2 separate regions of the Mus musculus genome follow, and region 1 is linked to region 2. A link is a loop called in an ENCODE intact Hi-C map of the cell type or tissue named here. Cell type or tissue: left cerebral cortex. All regions are shown on one strand. Links, peaks and the distances in the headings refer to the core of each region. The heading gives the core; the rest is flanking DNA. Region 1 holds the start of Spata3 (spermatogenesis associated 3). Region 2 has its middle 25 kb from the start of Itm2c.

Evidence for each region. Peaks named below come from ENCODE experiments on the same cell type or tissue, not always from the same donor. Only the 100,000 strongest peaks of a DNase experiment are listed, where the experiment ranks them.
Region 1: a loop joins it to region 2, with 8 times the contacts of the local background. A loop is called at or near these places in 2 of 42 quality-filtered maps.

The regions. Positions count from the first base shown.
Region 1 is chr1:86,017,049-86,027,125 of GRCm38, reverse strand. Spata3 (spermatogenesis associated 3) reads right to left here and starts at 5,181. Exons shown (of 4, transcript NM_001122732.2): 1 at 4,777-5,181; 2 at 2,625-2,796; 3 at 569-712. The coding sequence starts at 5,077. The coding sequence ends at 607. In left cerebral cortex, for the core only: a CTCF peak has its summit at 5,309; DNase peaks (open chromatin) are centred at 4,817 and 5,515; H3K27ac peaks cover 946 bases.
Region 2 is chr1:85,864,196-85,874,272 of GRCm38, reverse strand. No RefSeq gene overlaps it. Among named protein-coding and RNA genes, the nearest start is that of Itm2c, 25 kb to the left of the region's middle. In left cerebral cortex, for the core only: no CTCF peak of the experiment used is centred there; DNase peaks (open chromatin) are centred at 3,548 and 4,128; H3K27ac peaks cover 2,029 bases.

The DNA.
Region 1 (10,077 bases), core at 3,962-6,461, 150 kb before region 2:
TCTAGGACTCCACAGGGATGAAGCCTTCCCTTCTTCCTTTTGCCTTTGCTCTTGCCTCCCACCCAGCCCTGCTTTGTCCTGAGAGTACTTCCTCCAGTTATCTGGTGCACCCAGTCCTTGTTTGGGTCTTTGCTTCTGGGTTCAGGTGAGACAGGAGTGGTGACTGAAGACATCTTCATATGCAGAGATGGTGTAATATAAATGAGCAGTGGCAGAGATCACACACATTCCAAAGAAGCATGCATAGCATGAGCTTGGTACAGGCGGGAGAACACTGGTGTGAGTGGAAATTGGGGATTCAGCAGTGGGGCTTATCCGAGATAATCTCTACCCTTCCCCTCCCCTACTTCTTCCCATCTAGGACTAGGGAAGCCATAGGTCAGGGGACGGGGCTGTATGAAGGGCCTTTGTCCTGATGGTTCTAATCAAAGGTCTCCAGAGAGGCTTGAAAGAGTCCTGAGGTAGGAATGATCATGAACCTTCCCTGACAGGCTGAAGGCCTAAAGGCCTAGTCCACCTTGAGATAGTCTTCTCTAGCTAGAGAAAAGGGACAAGGTGATCCTCCTACCTGCCGGACGGTGGGCCTGGGGTCCAATTCACAAGGATTCAGCCATGAAGTAGGCAACTCCCAAGGCCCCCAGAGCCACAGCAACAGTTCCGAGAGCTTGAAGCACGAGAGTTACGGGGAGCGCAGTACTTCCTTGACGGTTTTCTACAAAGCAAAGCAGAAAGGGAGTGGGGGTTGGGGAGAAAGGCTGTGTACTGCAATGAGACAGTGGAACTTAGAGTCTCCTCCTGATCATTCTCCCAAAGGGACACATTGCTCTCACCTCTCTCCACAAAACTTCCTACGAGACCCCTGGGGTATGAGGGTCGGTAGCCTGCGACTGATGCCCAGAGGGGCAACAGGGTACGAGGTTGGTCCAGACCACGATGTGCCAGGTCTTGTTCCAGACACCTCCCACTCACCTCCTCTTTAAGCTTCACAGCAACCCTCTGAGGCATTTTAGAGATTTTTCAGATATCAGGAAATAACATATTAATTACAGTCTCTACAAAGACTGGGACAGCAAACCAGTATAAGTCAGGAACCAGTGAACCAGTATAAGTCAGGAAGCCATTCAGAAAATGTGGTATCTAGTCTGATAAAAAGCCAACTAAAGGAGGGATTCTTGTCTCCATGGATGCCTAGTAGAAGTCCTCTGAGACGGTAAAGACTGCAGAAGCAGGGACTCACGTGGAAAAATAAACTCTTGCCCTGGCTATGGGGTTCTATGCCTCTTTCGCTTGCATTCCTAACTCTGAACTGTGTTTTGGCTTTTCCTACAGCCTAGAATAGCCCTTCTTTCCATCCTAAGCCAGAGAGGGATCCAAGGATACTTTTGGAGTTGGCTCACACACTGGGCACACAATGCTGTGGACCCTGATATGGTACTATTGTCTTACTCTGAAACTCCCAGAAGCCCTCCTGTTCCACACACTACTTGCTTTGTGCACAGGTTTCTAAATGCACAGGTCTTAGCTAGCTTCACAGGCTGAACACACTGGAAGGTGAAGATCTTGTTTAGGTGTCTCTCAGACCACCTAGCATCTTCCCAGAGTAGGATTTGATTTTTTCACCCAGGGGAACACACAGCACCATCTGGCAGCAGATGAATGGACAGACAGACTGTGTGGGTGAGTGGTGGGCAGACTCTTCCTGGCCGGGACTCAATAGATGGTATCTCTGACTCTAGGTATGCTCTGTTCACCAAATAGCTCTGTATCTGTGTGGGTATTATTATTATTATTATTATTACTATTATTATTATTATTATTCAAGAGAAGGAGCTGGAAAGGGTAAGAGAGGAGGATGGCATGGTGGGCTGTGCTCCTGATGTAGCGATATGAGATCCCCAAGGGGTTTTGTGAAGTCCTGAGTATAAGCAGGGTGGCTCATTTGGGTAGAGGCCCCTCTCCTGGCCCCAACACATGACTCAGAAAGAGTGAGGACATTTTCAGTCTGTTCTTAACATGGACAGAACCCTTTTCATGGGTGCCAGTGGGTAGATGACATATGACATTTCTCTTGAGGCATTGTGGAAGAGGAGCAATAGGACCGAGACTGGGTGATGTCATGATAAAGGAAGGAGATGATGCTAATAGACTGGTCTAGAAAACATGGCCCCTGTGAGGACTCCTGGTAAAAGCATGGCATGTTCTGTGTGGGACAGATTTTGCTATTATTGGCAGAAGGGACCTATGAGTTACGCGATCAGGTTTATCATTGAGTTCCAGGGATAATTAACATGCCGTTTAATAAATAGACACTCCCTGTGTATGGTATGGGTCAAAAAAAAAAAAGTGAATGGCTAACCAATGTGTAATCACACAGCTCTGGAGTTTACAATGGGCTGGGTGGGAGGGTGCTGTCAGCAGAGAAGACGGTTTCATAGAAAAAGGAACAGACAAAGAGCTGGCCCACCAAACCAGAGACATTGTTATTTAGAAGGAACGGCTTTGCTTTTGAAAAGCCTATGATGTTTGGAGGAAGTTACACACAGTTGCCAACCAGATCTGAGGACCGAGCCTGGCCCTGGGAACTCTACACCCAAGGCTTTTTAGCCCTCCCGTTCATGCGGAACCTGTAGAAGGTGAGAAGGTTTGGGACTCCTCTCCCTGGCATGGATGACCAGTCCCGAGGTAGGAGGACATCAAAGATTCGGCTATGGCAAAGCCCCAGACGATGCCAGCAAGCGGAGCTGCCCGGGCAGGCTGCACAGGAGCAGGAGCGTGGGGCCACATAGGTCAGAGGCACTGCTGGACAGAGAAGGAGAGAGATGAGGACTGCACCTGGTTCTTGGGAGTGGGACACAGTCTCTAGGACAGTTCTAGAAGTCATGTTATTGGGAGTTGGTAAAGGCTAAGAGGCGGATTCTAGCAGGTGTTGTAGGGCATCAGTGGGACATCTTTGCAGGTTATATCTTGCCTTGGGCCCTTCACATAATCCCTCTCTCCACTTCCTAGCAGATTCACTGTGAGCTACACCTTGCCGTGATACGTGGATACTCTTAAAACCGTGAGCCAACGTGAATAAGTCATCGTTTCAGTAATTTCTCAGATAACTGGGTCACGGTGATGAGAAAGTTAACAAATTCAGTAGGCCATGGACAGTCCCTCCTTTGCCTCTTCAATACCCTATCGTTTTAAAGGTTTAAAGATGTGGTGCTGGAAGGTTTTGCTTTCTACTGACACCAGCTCTGAGGCTATCACCCAGAAATGTCTACATGGTTGAAGCTCATGTTGCACACAGACACCAGTCACAGAGTCACCGTTGTCCTGGCAATTCCTTGGCTTGAGAGCTCTGGTTCTCTCATGGTTTGTGTTCGTTCTCTGCTCAGACTGTTTTAGGATTGCTGTGGCCCAGAGTGTGAGTTGCTCAAGGACATAGAGTACTTTGGTCATGGTTCAAGGAAAGGTCAGAGAAAGATCCCCTCTTCCTCCTCCTCCTTCTCTCTGGAGGACCTGCTGGCCTCTTGGTATTGGAAGGTCAGTTGTGGTCAAGGGTAGGGAATCTGGAATCAGAATAGACTCAAGTTTCCCTTTCAACCATACCAAGGGCTGCTCCAGAGGACAAAGGAATATTTCCTCCCTACAGTATCGTCAGATAAGATGGACGGAAATGGATGAATGAAGTACTAGGCATGGAAGGAACAGTCAATGGTCACTTGTCTATCTTCATTATCCTCAGTGGTCTGGAGCATCCCAGCTTTCCAACTCCACTTGAGTCCCCTTGATACTGTCCAAAGTTTTGTCTCTCATTGGCTATCCAAGAAGATGGAGACTTCTTTTTGACAGCTGGCCAGCCATTTAATATTAGGCAGAGCTAAACTAAATTAAAATGATGGCTACAAAATACTGTTTTTACATTTTTGGTTTGCTTTATACATTGCGCAGACCCTTTTCTAGTATCTTCTGTGGGAAGGGATGACAAGCAGAAATATAGGATGCCTATTTGGAACAGATACTAAGGATTATAACATTATTTGTGGCTTATCTGAAGTTAGGAGTTAGTCAGGAGTCCTATATTTTGATCTAGCCATCCTCTCTGTAGTCCAAGGTCAGATCTCTTAGGGTAACATGGAAAGACAAAACAAAACTCCTATCTTCCATCTGACAAACAGAAACCCCCAATTCTCTCAAAGGCTGTACCATAGTCATCTACCTCCATCACCCTGTACTATCTTCTTTGGAGTGGTCTGGCCTCTCGAATAACCAATAAAAGGTAGCCAGAAGGCATATCACTGCTTCCTTTCTTTTAGTCTATATTTGCTTTTAATTTCTGAATGGATACTAACTGACTCCTAATGAGAGGGTCTCCCCCCATGGAGCCGTAAATGTTAGTATGTATCCATGGCTGTTTGCAGCGAGACCTGAGATGCTACAGAAGGACATAGCCTAGGGATTCTACTCTCTCATAAAAATCATCCTCTTGGCCGGGCGTGGTGGCACATGCCTTTAATCCCAGGACTTGGAAGACAGAGGCAGGCGGATTTCTGAGTTCGAGGCCAGCCTGGTCTACAAAGTGATTTCCAGGGCAGCTAGGGCTACACAGAGAAACCCTGTCTTGAAAAACCTAAGGGGGAAAAAAATCATCCCCTCCACAGCTTATAAACTTAGCCCCGGGCAGCATGCTGACTATACACCACCACCACCAGACTGGAGCCCACCTCTGGTAGCTCTGGGACTCTATCAGCAAGAAGGCTAGAACTGCCTTAAAGCAGGAAGTCCGCCCACCTGCTTTCCTGCTTGGAAGAATTGGTTTAGGTTCCATGGGTACCAGGAACGGAGATGAGGCAGGTTTCTCTGGAGGCGGGAGAGGCTGTGGTGTATGCTGTTGCGGTTTAGGCTCAGGGTTAACTTGGTGTGGTGTGGTGGACTCCTGGCAAGGCTGTGGCTTAGATGGTGGCGAGGCGGGCTCTGGACATGACGGCGGGGTTTCTGAGCTGGGCTGCTGTGAGGAATCGGAGCTAGTCTGCGGTGAAATGGAATTCCTGCGGCGCCTGGAATCAGACTTTTTCTTTTTGACCTTCTTCATGGTGATCCTTCTAGAGTAACACCGTGGAGCTACATGGAGCTGTGAATTTCCTGGCTCCCTCCCTAGGTAGGCAGTCTCCCCTGTGGGTATGTCTCTGATCTTTGACCACAGCAAGGTCCCACAGACAAGAGTCACCCATACCTCCTGTGAGGTCACAAAAGCCAGGCTGGCCCCTGTGGCTAGGGCTCTGGCACCGGTTTCCTCTCCCAGGGCTTCCTGCTTGAACCGGCAGGAGGCAGCAGCTGCCTTGTTCCTCCATGGTCTAATTAAGACAGTCTTTGGGCCTAAGAGAACTGGATCCATGATTATGTGACCAGAGCCTCAGGCACCTTTCGGCTGCACGTTCCAGGGTCCGTGAGAGCTACTTTTTATTCGAAGACATCCTGAATAGGAAGGATTCTCAGCTCCGTTGCTGGTTTCTACGTGTCTATCCCCAAACACAAACATTATGGTTAACATTTAGGGAACTTTCCTGAAGATTTGACTTCCTTTTTTAGCATTTTACCTCCCACAACCCACTGCCTTCTGTCATCTCTGAATATATGTGAACACGAGTGCTTGCTTGTATGAGTGTGTGTGTATGTCTAAACTTTTATAAGAATCCTCGAATTTGGCCAATTCTACCTTAAGCCAGTTCTCAGAAAACGAAAAATTTCTCAAATTCATTTCATTGGTATTACCTCCCAAAACACTGGTTAGGTCAAACAAACTATGAATCTCTTAACAATTTAACTTCCATTTTAGGGTGGAAGAGTGAAAAGTGTTTTGAAAAGATAGCCTGTCACACATCACAATAGAAAAGTGCGTTCCCAGAAAGAACTTCCTCCATGAAGTAGGTAAGCTGCGTGGGTAAAGTACACCTGCCCTACTCAGACACCAGAAGCTGGGGAAGGGGTGAGGATGCAGTAAGGAGGGTGGAGGGAGAGCGAGTGAGCCAGAAAGGTCCTAGACAAGCTACACACAAAGGCTAGACCAGATGTCAACAGTGAAGTGAGAGAATCTATTTTCAGGCTTCTAGAGCCAGCAAAGACTTTGCTGACTATTATTATTATTATTACATTATTGTCATCACTATTATTATTATCCCAAAAAGGATATTGATGTTCAGAGAAATTCAGTTATATAAGTACCTCCCAAACTAAATCCCCATTTCTAGTTGATTGGTGACACACTCAAGATTAAGTTCTAAAGGGTTATTTTTCTTTATGACCCCAGTAGGCAATGGGGAGTCAGATTATACAGACTTTGAAATTAAAGAATTGGAAAAAAATTAAGTTTCTTGCATGAGAAGATTAGAGAAAGATATGGGTTGGGAGTGCAGCTTAGATCAGTATGGCTCAGGCTGTGTCTGGTTGGTTTGGAGCAAGGCGGTTCAGTGGGTAGGTGAATCTACAAGAAGCTGGCAGTTTCTGAGGTCAAAGATCTATGGGCCATTTGAAGGGATGACATTCAGAATCAGGCTGGAACCTTTTCAGTGACTGCTAGACTTTGACTGATGAGCATAACCTGATTGAAATCAGTTTCTCAGTCTCAGTCCTGATTGACACTATGGGCTAGATAATATCTTTTGGAGGAGGCTGTTCTGTGTGTTATAGGAAGCTCTGCAGCCTCTCTGGCTTTGACTGGCCAGCACCCCATCAGTGTAAGGAAAAGAACATCTCCAGATGTGGCTAAATATGCCCAGAGCTTGGAGAAGGTGTTAACATTTTTCCTGGTTGAAAACAACCGGTTTAAACGAATCTGATGGGACAGGAACATATTTGGGTAGAATTTAAGTAGCCATGAAATAGCCAGTTCATTTCTCCTTAAAGGGATGCCACAGGGTATGGGACACACAAGCTTGTGTTCTGGGAGATAGAGGACAGAATACAGGTTGAGGAATGTTTGTACCATTAAGGAGAAATGGTTCAGAAGCAGGGAGAAATCCTCATAAGAGTTTCCTGCCAAGAACTGGCTCTTCTACATCACAGTCACAGTGCACTTAGCTTAGGCTTATGTCTAGCTTTGTCTTAGCTTTCATTCCCCTTGCCCTAGATTTGGGCAAGGAGAGCCAACAAGTTTCAGAATCGATAGAGAGTGAAAGGGGAAGGATGGGGCCCTTCAGAAGACTCTAGGCAGAAATTTTCTTACTAAGAGGTTGTTGCCAAAGACAGGCTAGGATTTTTGTAGTCCCCGAGGAGAGTCTCAATTGGAATGGGCTCATCAGTGGGGACTTTTTAAACCAGAAGCCTTGTCATGTGGTAGTGAGTTTAAAAGGTTGGAGGTTAGGTAGCAAGGATAAGACTTTGAGTGTGATAATACCATGCCCCATCAACAACAGTCCCTTAGGTTCTGGCCTTTCAGGGTGTTCTGCACACTAGAGTGAGTGTGTCACCATCCATCCCAAAGTTAGCCTCTACGTGCTGAGTCTGGTCTGGCATCAAGCAGTCCTTCATCCTTGCATGTCATGTGGTAGGGGAATGGGTCTAACTAGAGAGAGATAGCTTGCTGTGGCAACTAGCTGAAAGGACAGCAGAGCCTCTGTAATGGAACATCGAGGTGCCTGTGCTCAGAACACTTTTCTGGGTCCTATGCTGTCCCAGGAAGGGGCTTCTGGAAACAGAAAGTGCCCAAAGTCCATGTTAAGAACATACTGCTCAGTGACTCTAGGCTACAAATTAACCCTCCGGGGTCACAAGTTTACTAGGGGCTTTGAGTAAAAAACACAGTGGTAAAAGCTAGTTGACTCTTTTGAAGTCCCAACCTTAGAGAGGTGCTGTGAAGACTGGAGGTGAAGAGCCCCTCGCACAGTGACTGGCTCACAATAGGCTGCTTTTATTGTCATTCTATCCCCTGGAGAAGTAACAGACTAGAGAGTCCCCTAAGGAACTTGGGAATGGCGTTAGTGCATTTGGAGAGGAGGAGGATGGGCTATTACAGGTCCTACAACATCCCTCAGGACGTTATAAAAGCATGATTTCTCTCCTACACTGTGTGTGTGTGTGTGTGTGTGTGTGTTTGGGGGCGGGGGGCGCAGATAGTCGGGAGAGGTAACCCTCTGGGTTAACTCGGAACAGTTTCAGATTGTCCCAGCCCACACATCTTGGGGAAAGGATGCTGGTTCATTACCATTCAGATCGTACCCCAAACGTCTGGAAGGCACCAACACAGGGGCTCTGAGGTCAGGGATTTGCTCACTTCTCAGGGGGAACAACAATCCCAGTCTCCACCCTCGGGCCCCTCACCATCCGTTTGGGTCTGGCGATCCACTAGGTGGACCATGTGCGCTTGGTTATCAGCGCGCTGGACGTCCAGGACACCCTGGGGGCGGCTGGGACAGAACACTGCTGTGTGCACCTCGACCCCCGGGTTTTCTGAAGAGAAGACGCTGTATAGCAGGTCCCCCAGACGGCGGCGCGACTCGTCCTCCTCATCCGGCCGCGGCTGCACCAGGATCCCGACGAGCGCGGCTGGCGGGCGACGCTCCTGGACCCGTACCTGCTGCAGGAGCAGCTGAAGTCGCGGCAGCTGCGTGTCCAGCGCCGATGCGTGGCACAGCACCAGGAGCAGCTGCTTGCCGGGCTCTGAGCTTAGCTCGGCGATCTCAGCGGCTTCAGAGCCGGGGTTCCCTTGTGGAGCCCAAGGCTTCTCGCAACCAAGCAAGTCCTCCTTCTTGAGACGCGAGAGCTGCGGCATCTTTGCTCGCCGCTTGGCGGCCGGGGCTTCGGGGTTGTCCGCCAAGCTGTCGCTGGTGCGCTTGAGTCGCCGTCTGGCACTGCGGCAACTACTTTGGCAGTCTGTTGCTTGGGTGTTGGGCAGGGTCGTGTAGCTTTCATCCTGCTTGAAGAACTCTCTTATTAACAGCACCCGACCGCGGCCTGAGACGGACTGACTTGGGGTCTCCGGTTGCTCCTTGATCTTTTCCTTCTTTGGGGCTCTTGAGGGCTGCTCCCCAGGCCTCTGTTCCATGTCTGTCCGGTTCTCTTGTCCCAATGGCCTGGGACCCCTGTTAGCCAAAGGAAAGACTGCCTTTCCCTGGAGCATGTCACAATACCCCTCGGCCTTACAGCCTTCTGCCTCAAGCAGCCAAGGGCCTCCACTTTACTATTACTCAGGAATCTTCCAACACAGGAAATTGATGTTGAATGCTGGAATAATATATGGTTCTTCCCTCTCACTCTCCTCTCCCTCCTTCCCCTCCCCGACTTTTAAAATTATTTATTTATTTGTTTGTTTGTTGATTGATTGATTGATTGTTTTTCCGAGACAGGCTTTCCCTGTGTAGCCCTGGCTGTCCAGGAACTCAGGCTGGCCTCGAACTCAGAAATCCTCCTGCCTCTGACTCCCAAGTGCTGGGATTAAAGGTGTGTGCCACCACTGCCCAGCTCCGCCCCCCCCCACCCCCTCTTAAAAGGCACATCTTTCAGACTATACATGGACCTCTTATATTAAAGCCTAGAAGAAAAAAAAAGGCATTTTAAAAACAGTAGACCAGATGTGATCTGGACACCTGGGATTCTGAGAGTTGGATAATTTGCTCATTTTGCTAATTTGCTTTTTAAAATGAGTTTTGTAGCCTGGATGGTGGTGGTGCACACCTTTAATCTCAACACTCAGAAGGCAGAGGCAGACAGATCTTTGTCAGTTTGAAGACAGCCTGGTCTACAGAATGAGTTCCAGGACAGCCAAGGCTACAAAGAGAACCCCTGACTCAAAAAACAAAACAAACAGAAACAAACAAACAAGAGCCTTGAAAATGTCTGTTTTTTTTTTAATATAAAAATAACAAACATGAAGGCAAGCTGTAAGCCAGAAAACACTGAGCTGAACTCCCACTAAAATGTTCAAAGCCAAGGGAAGTTCCGGCAAAGCCAGAATGGCCTGTCATGGCAGAACCAGATTGGACAGTGATTATGTCTGTTCAGTCCTGGTTTTCAGCCTTTGTCCAGAAACTCAGCTACCTCCACCCAGTCCTGAGGCAGAAGGGAGACAGGGCTTACCATGGGCAGAAAGCAGAAAGC
Region 2 (10,077 bases), core at 2,737-5,236:
CCAGTGACCATGGATTGAGGCCTGAGAAACAATAGCCAAAATAAATCTTTCCATCCTTTTGTTTTTGTTTTTTGTTTGTTTGTTTGTTTGTTTTCTGTCAGGAATTTTGGTCACTGACCCAGAAATCATTAATATAATCTACTAAACTTTAGGACCCTTGGTAAATCTTTGTGGCTTTATTTATTAGAATCCATCATCATTATCATTGTCCTTTGTAATTTATCAGGGCACCTAGTCAGTGGAGACACCTTTGCTGACAACGGACTTGGAGGCAGGGCAGACAGCCTCTAGGGCAGCCTCTTGGAGCCTCTAGACAGCACACGGGTACCCACCAGACTTGCCGGCGATTAACGGGTGATTAATGGGATTAACTCTAACCTCAGTTAAGGTTTTATTGCTGTGAAGAGACATCATGACCAAGACAACTCTCATAAGGACAACATTTAACTGGGGCTGGCTAACAGGTTCAAACTTTCAGTCCATAAGCATCATGGCAGGAAGCACAGCAGCATCTAGGCAGACATGGGTGAGAGCTCCACATCTTCATCCAAAGGAAGACAGGAGCAGACTGTCCTCAGACAGCTAGGAGGAGGGTCTCAAAGCCCATCCCTACAGTGACACATTTCCTCCAACAAGGCCACACCTGCTCTAACAAGTCCAAACCTCCTAACAGTGCCACTTCCTGGGCCAAGCATATTCAAACCACCACAATGGGTATCACCCCCTTTTAGCACCTCTGGGGACTAGCTTGTGCTAACCTTCAATCCTACAGTCCCACTTTGTCTCCCTCTTGGTTCTCCTTCCTTGCTTAGATGTTTAAGCTTCCTTCTGTGAGGGAAGCTATATGCTTGTCAAGACTTTGGATTGGGGGGAAAGTAACTTTAACTTAGAAGATGAATGTTCAAAGGGTTACATTGAAGCCAAATCTACTCTTAGATCTGTGGGAATTTTCCCCATCCATCCATCACCTGTTAGCTTGGTGCATTTTGTTGGTCAGGCACTGGCATTTGGATGTGAGCTGTGACCTATGAGTGTCCCATTGCTTGCTCCTTTGCATTTATGTTCTAGTAAAAGAGACAAAAATAAGCACATAAACAACTAATTCTGAGAGTGCTCAGTGCCTAGAGGACAGAAAAGAGTGACAGAGACAGGAGGACTGGGTGTAGTGGCATTGGCAGCTGTGGTTGGATAGACCTCTCTGGGAAGATACACCAAGGTGAAAAGCAGAGGGAGGAGCTAGCATCTGGGGATGTATGTTGGGAGGAGGGAGGAGAGGATGCCCTGAGTGAGTGAATTCCTTCATAAATGTGTATGTACATACATACATACATATCATATACATGACATATATTGTCGGGCGCTGGATGTGGGGAAATAAGTGCAAGGGGAGGGGGGGAACCTGCGTCCCTCCAGAGCTTGGGGAGGCTGTTCGAGAGGATGCAGGAGACTGCCACAGGACCCCATGGAACTGACACAGGATGGGCTTTGGGGCCGTGTTAGTCTGCCAGAGCCCGTTCTGGAAGGCGCAGTCTGAACTCCAACTCTCAGGCACCACAGAATGCTGGGTACTGTGAAAGAGCTGGCTCCGGGGTCCCTGGGCCTCATGGAGGCCAGAGAAGACAGGTTCTCAGTCTTGGGCATCCCAGATGCTGGTGGGATGTTGTGGAAGAGCTGAGAACAAGTGGGGGCCCCGGGGGCAACTTGGTCAGCCCAGGGGCCAAAGGAAGAAAGGACAGGGAGGAAGGCACTGGGTGGTTTCTGGGCGGGTGGGCAAGAGTCTGGCTAGCTCAGGCTGCTAACTCAGCAGGTGGTTTGGTAGGCAGGTGGTGGTGGTGGTGGTGGTGGTGGTGGTGGTAGTGGTGGCCGTGGCTAGAGCACAGGAAGGACTCCCAGCGGGAGCTTAGACAGCTGTTAAAGGGAAACCTGCTCTATTGCTCCAGCCCGGCAGATCCTGATAAGAAGAATCCATGATTTTAGAGTTTTATTGTAGAAAAGAAGAGAGAGAGAGAGAGAACAGTAAAGAGGTGGAGGATGGCCATGGCCATGTGGAGAGAGGGGAGAAGGGAGGGGGAAGAGAGGGAGCAAGAGGGATGGAGAGAAAGCAAGAGAAGCAAGAGAGACTGGAGGGGCCAAGCAGTCCCTTTTATAGTGGGCTGGGCTATCTTGCTGTTGCAGGATAACTGTGGGGAGGAGCATACCTGGCTATTGCCAGGCAACTGTGGAAGTGAAGTCTGGACAGCCTATGTGACTGATGGCCACAGAATGATGGATTTGAAGGCTCATAGTGTCAGGCATTTGTGTCTGGTGGCGTAGCTCACTGTTCTGTCCCTTGTAGAATTTTCTACTGGGTCTCTGGAGTAAGCCTTGCTTGACCAAAACACAGACTGCCTTTCACAGTCCCACAATATATGACATATAATACTATATATAGTATACTATATGTAACTATATATAATATAACATATGATGTGTGTGCATTTATATTATGTTCATTGGAGTTTTGCTTGCATGTATATCTGTATGAAGGTGTTGAGTTCCCTGGAACTGGAGTTACAGACAGGTGTAAACTTCCATGTGGGTGCTGGAAACTGAACCCAGGTCCTCTGGAAGAGCAACCTGTGCTAACCACTTATCCATCTCTCTATTACCAGGAGTGTGTATTTGGACCTGGGCATGACCTTTCAAGGACTCCAAAACCGATTGGCTCTGGGTGGGAAACTGGCAAAGCCATTACTTATATGGGCCAGGCTTAAGTGGCATAAAAAGGCTTTCCTCTGGAGTTGGAGCATGAGCGTTGATGGATTAGTGTTTGAAAACAAGTGACTTCGGCTTTCTCCTCCCAGAAGAGACCTCCTACAGAGACTCCTCCTCTTCATGTGTTGTACCTAACGAGCAGTAGAACCCCAGCCACCTGATCCTATGTTCATCTCGTGTGTTCTGTGTATCTGTCCTTTTCTTCATACCTTTGCTGTCCCTGGTCAGGTCTGGAACCCCACCCACAATTAAGATGGGCTCTCCCACATCAGCTAATTTAATCACGGCAATCTCTCAGAAGCATCTTCGGAGGACTCAAGATCTCAGGTGCTCCCTGAAACAATGCCTAGAGAAATTTGAATTTCGGATACACAACAGAAACTTTTTAGTGTATGTTTGTCCATTTTTTATTGGGCACCAGTATTCAACCTGGCAACCCAACTGGCTTCTGCCTAGGGACTGTTTGCTGCATAAGGGATGCAGGTACTGTAGCCGCCCATGGCCACACGAACCTGGTTCCTGAAAGGGAGACTGGAGCTATATGGGAGGAAGCAGCGGGGGTGAGGGGTGGGGTGGAGGGGGTGGGTGGGGGAATAACAAGACCAAGACAAATTCTGATCAAGGCCCAAGAGTTTACTAACAGTCTGTGCTTATAAAGGGGGAAGGCCCATCCTCCGCCACACCAGGCTCTTGATGCTTTGTTGCCAGTCTGTCAGCACTTGGTGCAGGCTGTCAGCACTTGTTTGCCAGGCTTGTTGTTTATCTCCAGAAGACAGGTTCAGCCTCTGCGGGGTTGTTTTGGAGAAGAGTGCAGGTTGTAGAACAATAGACCTATCTAGGTTGAAAGACTCCACCCTAGGTGGTCTCACAGCTACAGAACAGGTCTGAGTCAGCCTCCTCAAGGCTGGGGGAAGCTACAAGGTACTCTTAATTTCTTCCTTCTTTCCTTCCCCTCCCTTCTCCTCTGTGCATGTGAAGGTCCTGGAACTCATCTGTAGACCAGGCTGGCTTCAAACTCAGAACTCCACCTGCCTCTGCCTCCCAAGTGCTGGGATTACAGGTGTGCGCCACCACTGCCCGGTGTGTAACTATTCTTAAATGACCAAGGTGTAACTGTTCTTAAATGACCAAGGTTTCTCACAACCCACGGAGCTTCTCAGTTCATCATCATGAATTTTCTTCCCTCACAGGAAGCAGGCTGGCTTCAGTAACAGCCCATGCTTAGGCTAAGTTTTCCTGACAGAATGTTGGCTTGTGTCCTCTGAGTGTCCGGCATGGTTAATCTTACCATCTGCTTTGGAATCCGTTTCCTTCAGCAGTAAAGGGTAAATTCTCTCTCCACTGGGCATCTGGTGAGCATTCAATGCTTTTTCTTGCATCCAGCAAGAACTCCACGTTCCTGCTAGAGCTGTTACCCACCCCCACCAGAACCTCCTTCAGGACTTACGTAAGACGGCATCAGCTATTTCAGCTAATTTCATATACATTTGGCGCCTTTTAAATGGTTTTAAAGGCTCTCTTTGACTTGCCTGTTTCTTCAAATGCCTCCCGGGAGGCATCCATTTTTGAAGTGGCTTATTATAGCTGGTTTTAAGCTCCCACCAGCCACACACTGCCTTTCCCCATCTCCAACCCCAAGGCCTCCAATGGCTTCCCTCCCCCACACCAGCCTCTCACAGGCTAGATACTTTGTTTCTTCTCCTTGCCCATCCATTCTCACCTTGCTTTGATTATATCCCCCGCACCCCCCCCCAAAGGTCACAATTTCCACACCAAGCACACCAAGCCTCCCCTAATCCTGTCTAAGGGTTCTCTCCCCCTTTGCACCAGGAAGGCTATTACAGGTGCATTTTTCTAAAGGCTGCTTTTTGTAAGCTGTTTGCTTTTTTGTTTTTGTTTCTCTTTGTGTACTTTCCCTAAAATGTCTGTTTGAAGCCAAAGTAAAGAGTTACTGATTTCAAGCTTTGTATAAATGGCTTATGGTCTATGTCTAGTGATTGTATAGCCCTGGCTGTCCTGGAACTCACTTTGTATACCAGGCTGGCCTCGAACTCAGAAATCCGCCTGCCTCTGCCTCCCGAGTGCTGGGATTAAAGGTGTGCGCCACCACGCCTGGCTGTGTGTGAGTCTTGAAGAGGTTTTGTGCTTGCTAGATATGTGTTCTACCACTGAACTACTGCCCTAACCCTCCAGTAATTTAATCTTGAATCTGGTTTCCACTAGAGGTTTTTGTTGTGGTGATTGTTTGTTTATTTGTTCTGAGCCAGGGTTGTTAGTTGTTCTTGTCACCTTGACACATGTGGAGGGAGGGGTCCCTGGAATTGCTTAACCAATAATGCCCTCCATAGGCTCAGATGCTAGGATACTTGGTCCCAGTTGGTGGTAGGCTTAGGAAGTGTGGCCTTGCTGGAGGTGAGAGACCCCCATTTCTGGGAGACCCTCGCTCAAATCTTGGGATGAGCTGACGCCCCAATAACTCAAGAGAAACTGTTCTTGATGCAATATCACATTGTTGTGTCTGGCCAGTAGATCACAACCTGGGTTCTAGCCTGGAAAGGCATTTTGGAAACCTGGAAGAGAAGAGGGGCTAGGCGGCAAGAGAAAATGATGCAGCTAAGACAGGCATTCTGATCAAAGGTCAATTTTACTGTTCTGCACGCAGTTATAAAGCAGGGGAAGGGGGCCCGATTCCCGCCAAATAATCTCAGGATCCAGTAGCAGGGTGACCATGTGTGTGGCTCCAAACAGCAAAGTGGCATGTTACAGCAGTGGGCATGGCAGAACGATTGAACGGGAAGCTCCACCCCTGAGCAAGCAGGTTTCAGGCTGAGGGAGGGGAGACTACATCAAATGAGGTTTATTCGGGAATCAGCATGCTGAGGCCGAGCTCGTAACCTGCACAGGGACAGAGGAGATAGACCCCCAGCAGTTGCAGTTGAGGGTTTTTAAAGAATAAACTGCAAAGTGAGGGGAGGATAAGAGTACAAAGAATGGGGAAGCTGAGTAAACATTGTAAGAATGGGGATGATGAATTACAGCTCATCTCTTACAGAAAGGTTACAGGCTATCTTTGGCAAACATTCTTGGTCCCTTACACTATGGGTCAGGTGCCTGGGTGAGTCACCCAGTGGTTCTCTCAGGCTGAAGGTGAAAGAACGAAGAACTCCATGCTGTGCTTCGTTTCTAGGGGTCTAAGAAACACATTGAGTTGGGGTCTTACATTCTCCACTCCTTCTAGTAAATAGTTCTAATCATAGAACTAGAAAAATTAAACCTCTGACTCAGTACAGCCCGTATCAGCCTGTTCTACTTTTTGATATTGTTGGCGTAGCATAAGAACCTGTACAGCACTGACCAGCTGTCTGAAGAAAGCCATTATCTTGTTATTTACGCAGGGGCCTATAGTAAATAAAAGAAGCAAAACTAATAAGGGGCCCATGAGGGCAGATAGTAAGGTAGTCATCCATGGGGATTTTGTGAACCAACCTTCAAACCATGCTTCATTAGCTTCTCGCTCTCATTATCATTTTCCTAACCTTTCTCTGAGTTTGGCCATAGAGTCTCTAAAAATAGCACATTTGCAAAGTGGGTTCCAGGGTGGGTCAGGGTGACTTTCTTTGAATGAACATTCTCTGAACCCAGGAAGCGGGTGGGTAGAGGAATGTCGCTATCTGTTTTATGATTAGCGTACCTTGGAGCATTGAGTCACAAAGGTCATATTCTCAAGCCTGGGTCTAAAGGTCTAGAATTTTTTGTTTTATGTTTTTCATTCCCCACTTCTACTTGTTAGTAGTTCTAATCTTAGAACTAGACACTATCTTCTTCCTGACGCACTTAATCCTTTAGGGCATGGTACTGTTGTTTCAAAACTAAAAGCTGCACTGCAAATTCTTGCTCTCTAACACACATGGACCTATAATTAAAAACAGAAGCAAAATCAAAAGGGGTCCCATAAGAGTAGAAATTAGGGTGGTCAAGAGTACAAGATAAGGGCCTTTCCACTGAATCTCAAGGTTTTCTGTACGATGGCATCTAATGTAGACTGAATCTCTAACTTGGAAGAGAGGTGGGGCTTACAGGTCTCCTTCTTTTGAGTAGGCCTTCTGGAGCTGCTTCCATGATGGCTGTCCCACCCACTTGAGTGCCTTGAGCCTAGAGAACAAAGGCTGAGATAGCAGCATGTCAGCACTATGTACAGAGGCTATTTTTACCAGTGAAGGGGGCCCCCCATAGAGTAATTCATAGGGGGTCAGTCCAAACTGTCCAGGGATGTTTTTAACCCTGAAGAGCACAAAGGGTAGGAGAGCTATCCAATCATTAGTTCCAGTCTTCATTGTCAATTTGGTAAGGGTCTCTTTAATGGTTTTATTCATCCTCTCTACCTGTCCTGAGCTTTGAGGCCTGTATGCACAATGTAACTTCTAATCAATCCCCAATATCTTGGCCAGTCCCTGACTTACCTGGGCAACAAAGGCAGGTCCATTATCAGACCTGATTACCTTGGGTATCTCAAACCTTGGGAAGATTTCTTCTAGGATCTTCTTGGCTACCACATTGGCCGTCTCAGTCCTGGTAGGAAAAGCTTCTACCCAGCTTGAAAAGGTATCTATAAACACTAGTAAATACTTATTACCCTACTTGGCTGGCTTCACCTCAGTCTTCTCTCAGGAGGCATTTTGGAAGGATTAGCATTAACCAGCTGGCAAGGCACACAAAGTTTGTTGACCGAGTCAGCCACTCTCGGTAATCTCAGAACATGATAAGGGGATGTTCTAACCAGTCTCTGCAGATGTTTAGTTCTTAGGTGGGTTGGACGATGCATCTGTTGGACATATTCTAGTCCTTTTTGTAGGGTAGGATCTCCTTCCCTTCTGAGGTTTAGCAAGTCCCCTTTGGGATCCTAGAGAACTGGTCTATCTTTTTATTTCTTGCCAGTCTTCCAGGGTGTACTGCCACTCGGGTCCTGGGGTTTTGGACTTTTCTGCTACAGGCAGAAGGTTAACACTCTGCGCTGCCTGCTTGGTGGTTAGGTCTGCCATCTGATTCCCTTTAGCCATAACATCTTAGGTCTTTCTATGCAGATGCCAACAGCCCTCTTTGTCTGTATATTGCTCCGTGCAGTGTCGAAAGCATACCTGCTGTCAGTGTAAATGTTGATAGACTTCCCCTTTGTCATTCGTAGAGCTTGCATCAAAGCCACAAGTTCAGCTTTCTGGGCTGATGTCCCTTCAGGGAGGCTGCTGGCCCAGATCACTTGCTTCTTGTCCACCACTGCTGCCCTTGCATTCCGCTTACCTTCAACGAGGAAGCTACTGCCATCTGTGTACCAGCTTGGACTCCCAGGCCAAGGCTGATCCTTCAGATCTGCCAGAATGTCAGCGCAGTGATGAGTAGGTGAAGTCTCGGGCAGTCAGGTAGCAGGATTGAGGACAGCAGGGGGAGTGAAGGTCACTCATTCAGTCAACAAAAAGCTCTGATAATGTGTCATATGAGCATCGGTCATCCATAGGTCAGGGGGCTGTTGGATAATGCTTTCAAGAGTGTGGGGTGCCACTACAGTTATTTGCTGTCCCAGAGTGAGCTTATCAGTGTCATTGACAAGTAGAGCAATAGCTTTTAGGAAGAAAACCTCCCACTGGCAACAGTGGTCTAACTTCTTGGATAGGTAAGCCTTTTTTCAAGGTCCCAAAGTCTGAGTAAGGACTCCTCCAGTGACCCCTGCTCTCTCATCAGGCAAGGCTAAGGCTGGGGCCATTAGTACAGCCTTTTTAATTTCTTCAAAGGCTTTCTGGTGATCTGTGGTCCACACAAACACCCCCCCCTTCCTTGGTTAGGGGATACAACGGGGCAGCTAAGGTCGCAAACCCAGGTATCCAGAGCCTGCAGAAGCCAGCGGTGTCCAAGAATTCTCTTATTTGCCTTGGTGTAGTTGGGGTGGGGATCTGAGTTACAGTCTTTTTCCTGGCTTCCATTAGCCACCGCTTCCTGTCTCAAAGGGTGTATCCCAAATAAGTAACTTCAGTTTGACATAGCTGAGCCTTTTTAGCTGAGGCTCGCGGTACCCCAACTCACCTTATTCTGTTAAGCACATTGGTCTTCTGTTGCCCAGGTTCCCTGTCTGTCTAGGTCCTGTCTTTTCTTTCTCTCCTACCACTGTGGTCAAAATTCTAGTCAAGTTTCTTTCTTGTCTACGATCCCTCCTATATTTTCTTTCTTCTGCCTTCCGCCTCTCTCTCTCTTTTCTGCCTCCCACCTTCTGCCTACCGCCTCTCTCTCTCTCTCTCTCTCTCTCTCTCATTACACCTTCTCTGCCTCTTTTACTAGATCACGTAACTGTCTCCCTCTTGTAATACACCTTCTCTTACCTTAGCCAAATTAGTGGGCTGTTTTGAGGCGCCTCGGAGACCAGAGCCTGGTGATAGGATTTCAAGCTCTCCCTACCTTTAACCATGTTGTAGTCCCAACCGGGGCAAGTCAAAGGGAATCCCATGTCAATCTCATTTTGTAGCTGTATAGGCCACCCGTCAGCTACTGGGATTTTTTTTCTAGCCTCTAACAGAATTCTCTCTCGCTCTTCGTTTGTGAACATAAGGGACTCCACCAACACTGAAGGCATTGGGGATCCTCTGAGAAAAGGGGGTGGTTAGTTTCCCAGTTATAAAGATCAGCAGAGGAAAATGACCAGTCCTGAAGGGGTTGAAGGTTGGGTGGGTCCACTGGAGTCCATCCAGACTCTGCACTCAACAGCTCAGTGTACCCACAGCAGGTCTGCCTCCTGCTGCCCCGAGGGGTTCGGTGGGGCTGGGGGAAGGGGGGAGGGGTTGGGTGGAAGGATGGGAGTATCCGGGGGCCTCCGCATCAGTGTTTCCCTGCCAGGTCCACCTCCCCAGCCGCGGTTTTCCATGTGGCTAGCAGCCGACTTAGAACTGGTGCAGACCAGGGGAATCCAACTGTTTAATTAAAACAAAGCATCATGAAGGCCCGTGGTGGGTGTTGAGGCTGTGGATAAGGGGGAGGTAGGGGACTAGGCCACTCAGGAGGCTTCATAGATTTTTGGAGGAGCCAATGGATTAGCTGGTGGCTCCCATTCGGGAGAAGCCTCCACTTTCGATTTCTCTTGTAACACCAGAGCACAACCACAATTTTGGGAAGCAAAACCCAATTTTAACAGTGTAAACAATCTATTTTATTTAAAAATCAACACCAAAAACATTACTTGCTACAAAGTTTGGCTGCCTGTTCCTGCACACAGACACAAGAAGGTGCAGCCCCCAATACTTCAAAGAGACACTGCCCTAAATCCTATCTTTTATAAGTCTGGTT